Linked DNA regions of Mus musculus: region 1 is linked to region 2. A link is a contact called in ENCODE Hi-C or POLR2A ChIA-PET data. All regions are on one chromosome and are shown on one strand. Each heading gives the region's core, a stretch centred on a gene start or an enhancer-like site at or near the end of the contact. The rest is flanking DNA. Distances are from core to core; before and after follow the strand shown.

Region 1 (7,171 bases), core at 3,311-5,810, 270 kb before region 2:
CTTGTTTGGCCTTCTGTCTTCTGAGACAGACTGAGCTTGTAGTTACCACATTTCAGATGCTACAAAGAAAAAAAAAAGCAAAAAAAAATGGAGACTTTGAACATAAGTCAGCTAAAAAAAGGCAAGGGCAGATGATTATCTTTTTAAAGGTACTGCCTCCCCAAAACTCCTACTTCAGTTCCAAAACAAAGTATTTCCGTGTTTTAGAGGACCCTCCCTTAAAAAAACCAAAACAAAACACTTTCTAAAAAATGTTATCAGGCCAGCCTTTGACCCAGCACTTAGGAAGAGCAGGCCAGTCTGTTCTACAAAGTGAGCTCTAGGAGACCCAGGCTTTGGAGAGACCCGGTCTCAAAGGGCTCAAGATATAGTGAAAAAAATTTTTTTCAATAAAAGAAAAAAAATTCAGAAAACAAAAATAAGGTAAATAAATAAAGCCCAAATAAATAAATAAAAGCCAAGAAAATAAGGCACCAGGATTGCTTTTTTTCTGAAGTGAAGAGGTGGCTGCAGAAAGCAAAATGGTAGGTAAGTCTCTAGTAGGCCAGGCTCTCTGAACTCCTCCTGATCATGCCGGCACTTCTGCCAGGATCCAAAGCCAGCCCCATCATGCCCAGTTACAGAACATTCAGAGACCCGCATCACAAACGCAGAATGGAACAGCAAATTAAAATGCCTGCAATAAACAGACAAGCAGGATCCTGCTCCATGTCAGGGATACCCATCAGGCTATGGTGAGGGTTGAGGTCTGTAGCAACCAGGAAAAGACACGTCTCTCACATAGCTAAACTTTTTGATATTTATAACTATAATGGAGACATTTCTAAAAATGCGCACATTGCATAAAAATTATACAGAGATCCTGACCATCTTGAACTGAGCCATACAGTAATACTGTCTTGACTCTGGAGAACATAAAACTAGTCCCTGAAGTCTATGCTACAAGTCTAACTTATACCTCTATCCATTATTCTACACCAGGCAAGTGCTATCTCCAGCCTCTTCATTACCCCCTATAGTGTTTCATTACACCAAGAGTGATCTAATATATGAATCACTTCCCACAACCTAAGTCACAAATCTTTCCTCTCTTCACCTGTACTAGTGAAAAAAACCCTTCACTAACCTACTGTACCCTCTTATACCTGTCCGCCATACTTGGCTTTCTTTAAAAAAAGAAAAAGTGAACGACCAAATCTAGCCGGGCAGTGGTGGTGCACGCCTTTAATCCCAGCACTCAGGAGGCAGAGGCAGGTGGATTTCTGGCCAGCCTGGTCTACAAAGTGAGTTCCAGGACAACCAGGGCTATACAGAGAAACCCTGTCTAGAAAAACCAAAAAAAAAAAAAAAAAGAAGGAAATCTATCCATTCCTGTCTGAACACCTACTATTCCTTCCACCTGAGTATTCTCTCTCTAATACCCCACAAAACGGGTTCCTCACTTTCCTCCAAAAGAACTCTGGCTAGGTATGGTAACACTCTCTAGCCCAAGCACTCAGGAAGAAGAGGCAGAGGGCAACGTGGTGTACATATCAGCTGCCAGGCAGTACTTCAACTGGTAATCGTACTGGCCTTGGCTTCCTGCACTGTATTCACGGGCCTCAACACATGCTGGGAATACGTAGGCTACCAGGCACTACTGAACCATTCACCCACTCACAGTCACATCAGTCAGTTCACTGACCCTGATAAGTATGAAGCAATCCACCAAAATCTAGTATTTGACCGATAGCATAATTACATTTCCTTCAATTCAGGATCTCATAATTCTCCAAAGAAGCAAGGTAGCATTTTAAAAATCTGTCCAATATAAACTATATAAAAGCATGGTGACTGATGTCTTGGAGATAGCATTAGGACAGACTAGTCTCAGAGATCCTGTCTCAAGGGGGGAGAGGGAGACGACTAAAATAAACTTAAGTTTGTGCTCCTCAGGCAGCCTAATACCTCTTCTGTGCAAATCTTGGACACACTCCAAGAGTTTTTTCCAAAAAATAACCAATACAAAGCAGGTCACTTTTCATTTTCTATAGTTTTGGATTTTTGAAGGGAGGATCTTTACACAGGCCCAGCTGCCTAGACCAGGCTGACCTTGAACTCAGAGATCCACCTGTTTCTGTCTCTCAAGTCCTGGGTAGAGCACACAGGTCTATCTGGCCCAGCTCACCATAGTTTTTCTTTCTTACTTTTGCACTAAGGAAAACCAGTATTCTAAAAAGCTCTCTATCACTGAACTACACCCCAAGAATGTGACCCATAATCTCACTAAACAATCCAAACTCCAAAGTAACCACACTTGGTAGCAAAGATACATGCTGCATACTGGAGCACTAACAATTACTAGCACCCCTTTCTAACAGGGCTGTATTTAGTCTGCAGACTAAAATACCAATCCTACTAAGTGTGACTGTTCACCTCAGCAATCACCAACACTCAAGAGACAGAGGCAGGAGAGGCCCTACCTAGAGACTAAATCAATCTCTAAAACTAGAGATCCTACATGGGTACTAAAAGAACTGAAAAACAAATGATATTTGTATTAAGTGTGTTCTGTGTGTGTCTCTCTGTCTCTGTATCTGTCTGTGCCTCTCTCTCTCCCCTCCTCCCACCACCCCACTCCTGAGACAAGTTCTCACTATGTAGTTCTAGCTGGCCTGGAACTCAGAAACCTGCCTACCATTGCCTCGGAGTGTTATGATTAAAGACAAGAACCACCACACCCAGCCATCCAGACATGTAGTAACCTTCAACCAGTTCTTTTTACAAAATGTAATCAAACCAGAGTGGTGGGCTCACCTTTGCGAGGCAGTGGGAGGCTGGAATCTTGGGTCAACCAGAGATACACAGTAAGACCCTGTCTTCAAAAAACAAAACAACACACACAAAAACAAGTTGGGTGTAGGGGCAAAAGCCGCTCTAAGGTAGAGGTAGGAGGCTCAAGAGTTCAAGGCCAGTATCAGCTACATACAGAGTTCAGAGGCCAGCCTGGACCTTGTCTTAGGCAAAACAAAAATTAAAAAAAAAAAAAAAAAAAAAAGCAATCATGCCAAAATAGCTGCATTTGCGCAGGGGCCATTGCTAATCTTCTCTGTATCGTTCCAATTTTAGTATGTGTGCTGCCAAAGCAAGCTCGCTGCATTACTTTTTGATTCACTAAGTACTAATATTAATTCAAGATACACATCTGCAAATTAACTAAAAACTACAAAGACCAACTTTTCTCCACAAGTTTCAAGGCACCAGCCGTCTTTAACATTTATACAGAATAATATATACACCTAAGCTGTCTAAATAATAGGATTGACTACACACGGACAGTATTTCCACAAACAAAACTAGGAAAGATCTGAAAAAAGACAGTTGGATACATGCCTTTCGACTTAGGACCCACAATCGAAAACTCCCATACCCGGTAACAAGGGGTTAACCGTCAGTGAATTTCGTTGAATATTTACACTAAAGGTAGCCAGGGTTGTGCACTGCCATTTTAGAAAAAGAAAAAAAAAAACAAAAAAACTTAAGTACGTTAAAGTAAAAACTGAAATTTAAACGCAAAAGCTGATAAAGCCGTCTTTCTTGGCTCTGTCCTATAACGTCCTTGCCATATTGTTTCTATCCAATTAGCAAGCTCCTCGTTAACATAGGACTCTCACCGATGGCTTCCAACTTCTGGGCCACCAATGTTGCCGCCAACTACCGCCGCCACGCTCCACCCATTAAGAATCACAAGAGCAAAGAAAATAAGAGAAAAGTTGTTTAAGTGTGGGACACAACTGCTTCTCACCAGCAGGGCACACGCCAATCACCGAAGGAACGCAAGTCGGCCTCACTTGCAACCAAAGGAAGAAAGTGGGAACTATTTTTCCGATAGGAAATAAACTTGGAATAGGCCTCTTTTGGCCAAGAGAGGAAGAAAACAAAACAAAAGAACAAACAAGTTTAAAAAAAAAACAAACACAGAAGAAGTACTAACATTTAGTGTGCTAGCAGCCACATGGGCCCTAGAAGACAGAACCAGGCCAATGGAGACTGGTGGGGGAAGGGCGTGCAAGAGTTCCCGGAAAAAAAAAATTCAAATAACGAGGTTCGTAAAACAGGATTTGGGGGGCGGGGGGGAGATGGAGTTGGTGGAAGCCGTCGTTCCCGCACAGTGCACAGAAGTGTGCAAGCTGTTTCAGAGAGAAGGCGGCCGGAGCCCGGAGAACTAGGCCGGAGCGGAGGGAAGCGGAGAAGGGCGGGGAGGGGGAGGAGCCGATGGAGCAGGGCCCGCTCGGAGCAGGCCCGGGCCGAGCGTGGAGGAAGCCGCCGCACGCTAGGCCTAACCCTCGCCGGGGCCCAGCCGGCGCCCAGAAAAGAGGAAAACCCCAACACACAGAGATTAGCTGAGCTGTCCTCACTCCCATCAACTGCGTCCACTCACCTTGACCGGCCGGAGCGACTACAGCTGCAATCTCGCAACGGCACAACCGGCCCGAAGCTCGCCCCCGCCCGCTAGCGCGCCCCGCGTCCCCGCTCTCCGACGACGGCGGCTACCGCCTCGCTCCGCTACCTCCTGGGAAATGTAGTCCTAGGTTTCTCTCTCCTGACTCACCGGACGTCCTCTCGAACTCTATTTCCCACAAGGCAGAGCGAGCGTTGGGCCCGCCGCTTTGCGTCACGCGCCCGAAGATCGGCGGTCACGTGGGCGACTGCGTTGCGCCTCCGTTCCCCCCTCCCCCCGCTCCCGCCTGGGTGGCCTGAGGAAGAGGGAGGGAGGTGGACGGAAGGGGCCCGGGCGTTGCTGACGCCACTGCCCCCACCATTTTGGAGAGGCCTCTCCGGGGGACTGAGGGAGGGCCCGAGCCCCACCCACTCGTCTTCTGCTTACGTCCCCGGAAAGTCTCTAGTTTGGTGGCCATCAGGCCTCTTGGCATTCGTTCTGTGCCTTACCCTTCCCCTGCTTTCTGACCTTGAACAGATCGTTGTATAAAGTGAGGCTCATAATTTGTACCTCACAGAGTTGTTGGGAGGTCCCCGACAAAGGAAGGCACTTGATCACCCGGAACCCAGAAAACGCAACGCAAAATGGAGAAGAGTTGTTTTGATAGTGTGATCTCAGGGGACCCAGAAGTCCGTTGGATCTCGGTCTCTCCTACAGCCACCTCCTGTCCCATTTAATGGCAATAAGAGCCCAAAGAGGTTTTTAGTTTGGGGATTTTTTTCATGGGGAGCGGGGATTCTAGACAGGGTTCTCGGTATACTGAAATACTCTAGGTAGAGCAGGCTGGCCTCAAACTTGGCCCAGAGAAGTTTTTTAAGAACATGGGCCCAGGAAGTATATTAGTACCTGTGGAACCACAAATGTCCTGGAAAGTGAAACCCTGGGATTTGTGTTTTCTCCTTGGTTTTTGTTTTTTGTTTTTTTTTGTTTTTTGTTAACTTTAATTTTTAGAACAGAATCTCCCGTTGTATGCCAAGCTGTCCTGGAAATCACCGGGTAGCACAGGCCGTCCCCTAAACTCAAGGCAGCCTTTTCGTCTCAGCCTCATTCATGACTGCTGAGCTTACAGATGTTAAGTCACTACGAGGCTGTTTCTCACATGGTCACTAAGGTTTTTTAGAGCAGTTTGGTTTTCTCTGCACTTGCTTGCCTTAGTGAATCCTGCACATGTAAGCGTTCAAACGTCACCTTTTCTGTCATGCATTTACGAGCTACTGTACTGCTGTAGCTATTGAAACTGTTCCTGTTCAGATGGAAGGAAGGGTATCCAGGGATTCGGAAGGCCCAGGAACCGCTACGCTCTGAGAGGAAGCCTCTTCAGCAGAGGCATTGCAGCTCGGGAGCCTCAGCCCTGATCTTTCTTCTCTTCTTCTCTTCATGGCTTCTTTTCTTCTTAGCTTCTTCCAATGAGAAAGCCATACCAGGCAGCAAATCTCATAAAGCAGATTTATTGGGAGGGTTTGGGGTACAGAACAAAGACTCGAAGAGTAGTGGCTGTTTCTGCTCCTGGCAAGTGAACGAAGGACAGGGGTTATATATATAGGATTTATTCGGAGGCGGGGCTTTTCAGGGCATGCAGAGATTTCCGGAGTAAGGATTGGTGGGATCTCAAGTCCTGAACTTGGGGAGCTCAGGGATTGGTGGCTTTCCCCCACCCTCTTTCCTGTATTGAGCCCATGGATTAGAACAGGAAGACCTTCCCAGCTGCAGGCGGCTTTGACCTGACGGACACTGGAGACTTGATGCCCCAGCTGTGGTGGTACTTCGTGATGGCTGAGGTGGGAAAGCAGTTGCCGCCATTTAGACAGTTCCTTAGGTGTGCTGCCCAGGGACTACACCTATAATTACTAAAGCACCTGTTTTGTCACCAGCAGACTGTGAGCTCTTTGAGAACAGATGTTAGGGTCGGTCTGGTTTGGTATTAAATGCTAAATTCTGTACCCCAAGATCTGGTTGTCCCAAGACGAGCCAGTTCTCATGTGCATCAGCTTTTGTCATGCATACCAACACCAACAGCAGCACCAGAGCAGCCCCAGCAGGGATGATGAGTGTTGATGAATTTCTCCACATACCAGGCCAAAGCAGACAAAACACACATCGATCGGTAAACTTTTCTCACGAGAGAAAAGTCGCCAAGCTCAACTCAATCTGTAAGCTCTCTGGCCTCAGTAGTATTCTACGTAATTCATACTTCCCCACTTGTGAAGCATTTCCTGTGAGCTGCATACTCTGTAATTCCTCTTGAGACGTTCGGTTTCGATTTAAACTTCAGTTTGCAGGTTTTCTGGATGTCTACTACATGCCATGCCTAGTGCAAAATACTGCAAACACACTGATAAGCTAGACGAGTACCATCTGCCTCTTCACTGGCCCAGAAACTGTCGCAGGGGTCTGGTCCTCACCCTCTCTTCTCATCCAGTCTCGTCAAGTCCCCTACTCTCCTCCACTGATCCCCTGTGTTCACAGCGCCTTTACATCCATTGATGTGATTAGCTGCTTAACTCTCATTTCTAAATGTCTGGGAGCTACCATGCTTCCTGACTTCCCACAGGAGTGTCAAGCTTAGCCTGTCTATAACTAAATTTTCCTTCCCTTCTCTAGAGCACTTTCTAATTAATTTGATGTGATGTGTGTGTCTCCATCCTATGGTTGGTTGACTGATTGTTTTTTGTTTGCTTGGTTGTTTGGTTG
Region 2 (7,180 bases), core at 4,344-6,843:
TCCCCAACTTGTTTCTTGGTCGGGATGTTTGTGCAGGAATAGAAACCCTGACTATGACACGTATGTATACATAACATTAATGCACATATATTTTATTATATGTAATACTTGTACAAAATCAATGTGTATATGCATATACAATAATATGTAATAATGTAATATTATATGTGCTTGTTAAGAATATAATTAATAATTAATGATAATAGAAATTGATGATATATTACTATAGAATGTATTATATACTCATGACTATAATATTAATGTACATATATTAATGTATGCACGTACAGAAAAACATCTGAAAATACACTCAAGATTGTAGAAAAAAATGTTCAAGAACAATAATTTTTCACTGCTAATTCCTAGTTTTTAATTGTGAATATGACTTTCAAGTAATAATAAACCAATTTAATCTGCTTCTTATTCGACTAACCCCTCCAACTACACATTCCACAACATCCCCTGCAAGCAAGAACATCCATCCTGTTCTTATTCCCGCCATTTTGACCTTGCCTTTTAACTTCTTTCTCTACCAGCTCCTTTAGTAAGTCTCTAGTCTCTGTGCTCATGCACATCAGCAAATATTAGACTATGCTCCGTGCTACACTCCGTCTAGCCGGCATGCTTCCTCTTTTCCCTGTTTAATAAATTGGACTTGGTGCCACCTGCGGGCATCGCTTACCGGTTGACTCTGCGAGGACACTTATCCGGCTTGATGTCCACCTCGTAATGGTAAACGTCAATCTTAGGAATGTCCACCTCAAAGTAATTGGCCAGAAGCTTGATTGGTTTGCCCACAGTGCCAATGCCAGGCCGGCGGGGTGCCTGAAACACCTGCTGCAGGGGAGGCAGGTAGGCACCTGCCGCTGTGAAGACAAAGACGCCACTGAGGACAGAGTCTGGCAGTCTCCTACCGTGGTCAGACATGGCCCCTCAGACCAAGACCACTGGTCTCTTTCCAGTTTTCCTAACCCGGCAGGGGGCTTCCACTAGCTCAGACACTCACAGGCTCACTGGTTTTTCTGGTGGCTTATTTCTCTTTTATTTTTGTTTTAAACCTTTCTTCATTTAGGAAAATGTGTATCTGAAACCTCATCGAGTAAATGTGTAACGAGTTCCTATTGCATCAAGAAAAGTAGTTAAGTCTGTTTCCTAGTTTTACAAAACCTTTTCTTCCTTCTACACTAGACTGAGATAACTGTCTCTACCGGGCATCTGGCAGATGGAGAAGGTCCTATTCTGTGCTATGAGAGGCTTACTTCACTCATTACCATCCAGAGCACAAAATGGCACAGAACTTTGTGATTACACCCTCTGTTAATGTGGACAGGAGAATGACCCTAAGTAATCCAGGCTGGGAAGGGCAAGGCCGGTGCCTGAGAGAGGATTGAGACATGCAGTGGCTGGCTCTGGAGAGACATAAAGAAGAGAAGGGTTGAAGGACAGCATCTGCAGACTAAGAGGAGACTGCCAGGGTGGGAGAGAAGGTCGGATCTGGAGGACACAAGAGAAAACAGACAGGAAGGGGGTGGGGGAAAGGGTGCAGATAAGGCAAGGTAAGTTGGATTGGGGTACAGGGAAAAAACTATCAAGATGTAGAATGAAGAAACAGAAGGAAAGAAAAGCTCACATGAGGAAGAAAGCTGGAGGTTCTGGAAGGAGGAAGAGCAGTAAGAGGGGAGGCAGCAGGTCAGAAGGGGAATAAACAGCACTTTCCATTCTCCACAAATCTTTCCACACAGAGGGTCCAGACAGCAGAAAGGATCGATTCAGAACAGAAGGGGCCCTTGGGAAAGGCTAGCATAGGCCAGCTTTTCTCTCTCTCTCTCTCTCTCTCTCTCTCTCTCTCTCTCTCTCTCTCTCTGTGTGTGTGTGTGTGTGTGTGTGTGTGTGTGTGTGTGTGTTGACTAAGTGGGGCCTTTGTCCTCAGCTACTATTGTTCTTGCCTGCAGAAGACTAGCCCAGGTGGAAGAGGGATAAACTCAGAACCTCCCTTTACCAGAGCTCTGCTTTCATGGAAAGGACTGGGGGATGGGGCAGGGGTGGGAGGATACGGAGCATATCTTAGGGAGGGGGGTCAGGAAGAGCACCATTTTGTGGGAGGTGCACACTTTCCAAAGCTGAAGGACTTGACTCCCTCTAACCACCTGTCAAATCAGCCCCAGCCCCTTTCCACAGAGGAGCATGCAAGTCCAGCCCAAAGAACTCAGCGGCAAAGGAACTAAACTAGTCACACCTATCCCAGAAAGAGCTGAGCGGACACTGCGCACAAGCCCACTAACAAACACCCCTCTCACATCCTAGCTCTTTAAAGTTTACTGTTGCACATACACTCACCATCCTCAGCTCAGTGTTTCAAAAAGAGGACCATACTTGACCTAGTCACAGCTCAAGCTAATGCCGGGCACAAAGACAGGTACTTAGTATACCCATATGAAATGAATGACCAAGTCTACCCATAGGCACACCACAAGAGTACACAACTACACAACCACACTCGCAACGGTCCCGAACGAACAATCATAAACTCTGCATTGGAGAAGCACTTGCCCCCTTTCGGATAGATCTTTCCCTTTCCCAAGTTCTAGGATCCCATTCACCTTTTGCCTCCTAAACTGAAAAAAATCAGTTGAAATTCTGGGAGAAAGACATCCCTCTAGAACCAAGGGCAAAGCAGAAATTATAGGGTGTGAGTTGAGACAGACACTCCCCTCAGGGCGCTCTCCACCCCAGAAATGGACAGTACACCAGTGCCAGCCCAAGAGCACTCTCCTGTCCAGGATTCAGGGAAAACGGAGAACACATCTCCACTTCATCCCCAAACTAGGAAAGAAGGCATGAGGAAACAACTACCTCTCTGCCATTCTGTCCCCAGGAAAGCTGCACAGCTGTACAGTCTCTACTCCCCAACCTCGCCCTGCCCCCAGCTTTTAGTCTGAGAAAGGAAGACACTTCCCCTCAGACCCAGACAGGGACAGACGGCCACTTTGTGATGCAGATGAGGGCCCCAGCACAGAGGACAAAGCTCCAGCCTAGGGGGAAAGGGGCGGGGCCCTTCCCTGCAGACAAAAGCAAGAAGGGAGGGGCCCTGAAAATGACACTCCCCCTCCCCCATCCCCTACAAGCACTGAGAAGGAAAAGTAACCGAGCTCAAGGCCCAGGCTCAGGATTCCTCCCCAGCGACTCAGGGGCTCACACATCTTCTAAAGAAGCCAGCCGACTACTCAGAGGGCGTGTACCCTCGGTCAATCAGGTGGTGGGCAAGCAAGGACTGAGGCCGATCTCTCGAAAAATATCTGTCCACAAACATTAACCACCCACATGCATAGACACAAATTACAGAATAGGCACATGAGTTTAACCATATGCTCACACTTGAATGATCTGAGTCAATTAATAAACATGCTCTCTGTGTCAGGCCCTCCAGACGCCAAGCAACTGCTGCACTGTCACACAGATAAGTCGGACAGCACCTCTACCCTCAAGGCACTCTCAGGCCAGGCCATGCCCGAACACACCAGTTCACTGAAGGCACATCTGGACGTGAGCAACAGTGTTTTGAGTCTTCTCAGAATACTCCAGCACCTTCCAAAAGAACAGCAGTCCAGCCCCAGAAGGAAACAGCTATGGGGTCCCTCCATCAGAGTTCCCAGCCTGAATTTTAATTCCGTCTTTTGATGACGCCACTAGCATTTTCCCAATGATCCAGCTGACTCCAGTTCTCCAGCCCTTCACCTGGCAGCTTCCTTCTGTCCTGTAACAAACAAGCCCCCTTTCTTCATCACCCCAGAACCCATCAGACACTCGTCAGGATAAAACCATTAGCAATTCAGGACATAAGCTTTCGTCAGTCTGTCTGGACGTGGGTCCTACTCTATAGTCCCCGGGTTTGTTGGTAGTAGTTTCCAACCTAGAAAATAAGGATTTACACTCTACCTAACAAGGCTATCTGTGTTTGGGAAAATACAATCAGTACACATTACAGATCAGTTCCTCCTTGTGTGTGTGTGTGTGTGTATCCTCTAAATAGGAAAAGTAAGTTAGAGCTATTATCAGGTCAATGCTGCCCCACCCCCAACATCTTGCTTCTTTTTTCTTCTCTCTCTCCCTCTTCTCTCCCCTCTTTGGTTTTCTTTTTGTTGTTGTTGTTTTTGTTTGTTTGTTTGTTTGTTTTTTGGAGACACTGTCCTGGGACTCGCTCTGTAGACAAGGCTGACCTTGAATTCATTCATCTGCCTGCCTCTGCCTCCCCAGCGCTGGGATTAAAGGCGTGCGCCACCAGTGTGTCTGCCTAACAACTTGTTTCTATCAGGCAGACAAGCTTGGCAGCTTTGAGTCTAATGACATGCTCCTGACGTGGGAAAAGATCCACTAGGAAACAGGAGGCACAGGTATATAGAGAGATTATATTGTGATATAGAGTCAATTCATGGAAAAGGAGGGCACTATCTTCAGATTAAAAGCTCCCATCTCTTCTCAGGAGTGGTCTAGAAACTTGAAAAACATGTGGGCCTAGTTTCTCAGTGACCAACACTTTCCTAAGGCCTATCTTCTGAGAGAAGTAGCTCATAAAGCAAGGCTTTGGTCCCCGTCCATCCTCATGCAGCAGAAAATGCACTCTGGCAGTTGACCTCGACCCTTTCTTTGACAAACTGCTACTCCGGGGTTTAAGGACCAAGTGTCAGAGACCGCCCCCCACCCTTCCCCCAAGACAGAAGGCAATTCCCATTTGTACTACGCAAACAGAATCTGCGAGACTGCACACTCCTCCTAAACCCAGGGGCACAGGAGGGATACTCCAACAGCCACGCCCCCACCACATAGGGCAGCCCTTCAGGCTGGTACCTCCGCGCATGCTCCCGCGCCACCACTCAAGTCCCCAATCTAAGGGGGGAAATCCCTGGTCTAAATCCCCACCCACCGCCCCCTGACCCTCACCCCCGCTTCAGGCCCAGCTGGGCGGAGCTCAGAGGCCAGCCCCGGCGCCTACTCCCCAGAGACATTAGCTTAGCCCAGCCCAGCACGGCCGAGCCCCCGCCCCCCGACAGGCGGTAGTTCCAGGCCCATCTGTGTCGCCCCCCTCCTCTCCAGGACACCTGGAGCCCGCCCCCCTGCCACCTGCCGGGCCTCCCCATAGGCCTCCCCAGACCTCACGGAAGGACACCGTGCATTCAGGCCCTTCTCCCAGGTTACTTCTCACCCTCGGGACAGTATACTGCTTCCTAGGACAAACAGCCCGGGTCTCAGATCTTCACATGGTTCTCAGCCGGAACTGCATACAACCCCCTTCAAAATGGGCCCCCCATCCCCTGAGAGCCCCTCTCCTCACTCTGCAACCATGCTCTATGCCGCGAGAGCCTATAGGGCTTTGGAATACACACTGCTCCCAGTCCCCGAGGGCCCTTACCTGCTCCCGAGGGTCCCGCTTCCATCCCATATACCCGTGCGGAGGACAGGCGGCCGGGAGACTGAGGAGTCCAGCGTGAGGGGCCTAGGTACCTCGCACTTGCACTGCTCGGGCTCCCGGGCCGGGCTCGGCTCCCCCCCGAAGCCCGGCCGCTCGCGCTGTCGCCCCCGCAGCCTCCGTTGCCGCCGCCGCGGAGCCTGCAGCAGCTCCCCCTGCTAGCGCCCGAGTAGCTGCCAGTGCGCAGGCGCGACCGATGGGCCCATGGGGCGGACGGGAACGAGTCAAGCGGGGCGCTCGACGGCAACAAAGGCCAATGGAGAGGGGCGGGGGCGCGGGGACCGTGCAGCGGCCTCTGGCGGCCACTCGTAGCCGTGCAGCCTGGCGGGAGGGCTCCAGTGGCGGAGCCGCGCAGTGGCGTAAGAGGGGAGGGGCTGGGCGACACCCCTTCCCCGGCTGCAGCCTGGGGCCCTGTCTTTTCCCTAAACAGATCTCTGGAAACCTATCCACAGCCCCGCTATCAACACAGAGCCTGGCTCCCACCCATTCCCCGACCCTCTCCCCCTCCAACACCCAATCACTCAAAGGCCCTGCCTCCCACCTCTCCCAATCACCCTCACCCTTAAGTCTTGACTGCCTCTGCTAAGTCAGTCTTTCTGTGTCCCTAGTCGCTGATCTCATTAATGCCACCCACCCTTCCAGGCTGCGTGCCTGGCGCTGAGACCACAAATGTGTTAGAAACCTTGCCTATTCTGGCCGGTGTAACAGTTTTGACACTGACAGAGCTCTCTATCTGCAGGAAGCACCTGCCTCCACTTTTTCGTCTGCAGAACGTTTGCTCCTACCAAATCTCTTAATGACGTTTTGTGTCAAACCCCAAAGGCTAATTTCCTATTATTTCCCTGCAGCATCTGAAACTATATCTCTTCTTAAAAATTAAAAAAAAAAAAGACTTTCCTTGGCTTTCACATTTTCTTAAGTCTCCTAATGTCTGTCCTGAAGAGCTTTCTTCAGTGGCTCCTCTTGTTTTGTTCACTGTAGTGACCTGAATTTTATATTCTACTCTCCCCTTGCCTCTTCACAGCTTCATCCACTTTTAATGCCCAAATATCTATACGTTACCATGTTGCAGCTTCATATTTCCTACTGTCTGCTGGACAGCTCCAGCTGGATCTAACAATTCAAACTTAAGTCCAAACCTAACCCTTTCTTTTTCCCCTACAAAATACATATATTTGTCCTGTCTCAGTGAACTGCATCTCCATGCCAAAAATATCAGCTCCTGTCTCCCTTGTCTATTTGCTATATTCAACTGTGTCTTGACATGCTTACCTTATGAAGTGCTCTCAAAGCATTCCCTGTCATTCTCATAGTCTCTAGTGTGGGTACCCTTTTCTTACCTTGCCAGAAGCACCACAGCTAATTCCTTGATCGTCTCACATAACCTTCTCATTTGGTCTGCTGCACTGATGGGGTAATTACAGAGAGACCCAGCTCAAACGTAACTTACACACACACACACACACACACACACACACAAACGCACGCACACACACACACACACACACATTTTTTTGAGACAGGGTCTCACTATGTGCTCTTGGCTGGCCTGAGACTTGTTATATAGATCAGGTTAGCCTTCAAATCACAGTATTCAGTTTCTTCTGCCTCCCAGGTGCTGGAATGAAAGCTGGCCACCACCACTCCCAGCTTCTATGTATTTTCAATGTTCACCTTACATCAGATGCTATACAAAGGAGAAGGAGTTTAGGAGAT

Evidence for each region. Hi-C counts contacts between places; a loop is a spot of excess contacts on that map. ChIA-PET counts read pairs that join two places held with the same protein, here RNA polymerase II (POLR2A).
Region 1: POLR2A ChIA-PET joins it to region 2 with 15 read pairs in embryonic stem cell. The contact joins the promoter of Thrap3 here to the promoter of Ago1 in region 2. A Hi-C loop is called at or near these places in 1 of 37 maps with a recorded cell type or tissue (T-helper 1 cell). POLR2A ChIA-PET finds 5 or more read pairs at or near these places in 2 of 5 experiments (both embryonic stem cell).

What each region holds. Positions count from the first base shown.
Region 1 is chr4:126,198,150-126,205,320 of GRCm38, forward strand. It overlaps Thrap3 (thyroid hormone receptor associated protein 3), which reads right to left and starts at 4,561. Exons shown (of 12, transcript NM_001356455.1): 1 at 4,421-4,561. It overlaps Gm25323 (a small nuclear RNA gene), which reads right to left and starts at 3,128; the gene lies at 3,026-3,128.
Region 2 is chr4:126,462,990-126,470,169 of GRCm38, forward strand. It overlaps Ago1 (argonaute RISC catalytic subunit 1), which reads right to left and starts at 5,594. Exons shown (of 19, transcript NM_153403.3): 1 at 5,408-5,594; 2 at 683-866. The coding sequence starts at 5,432.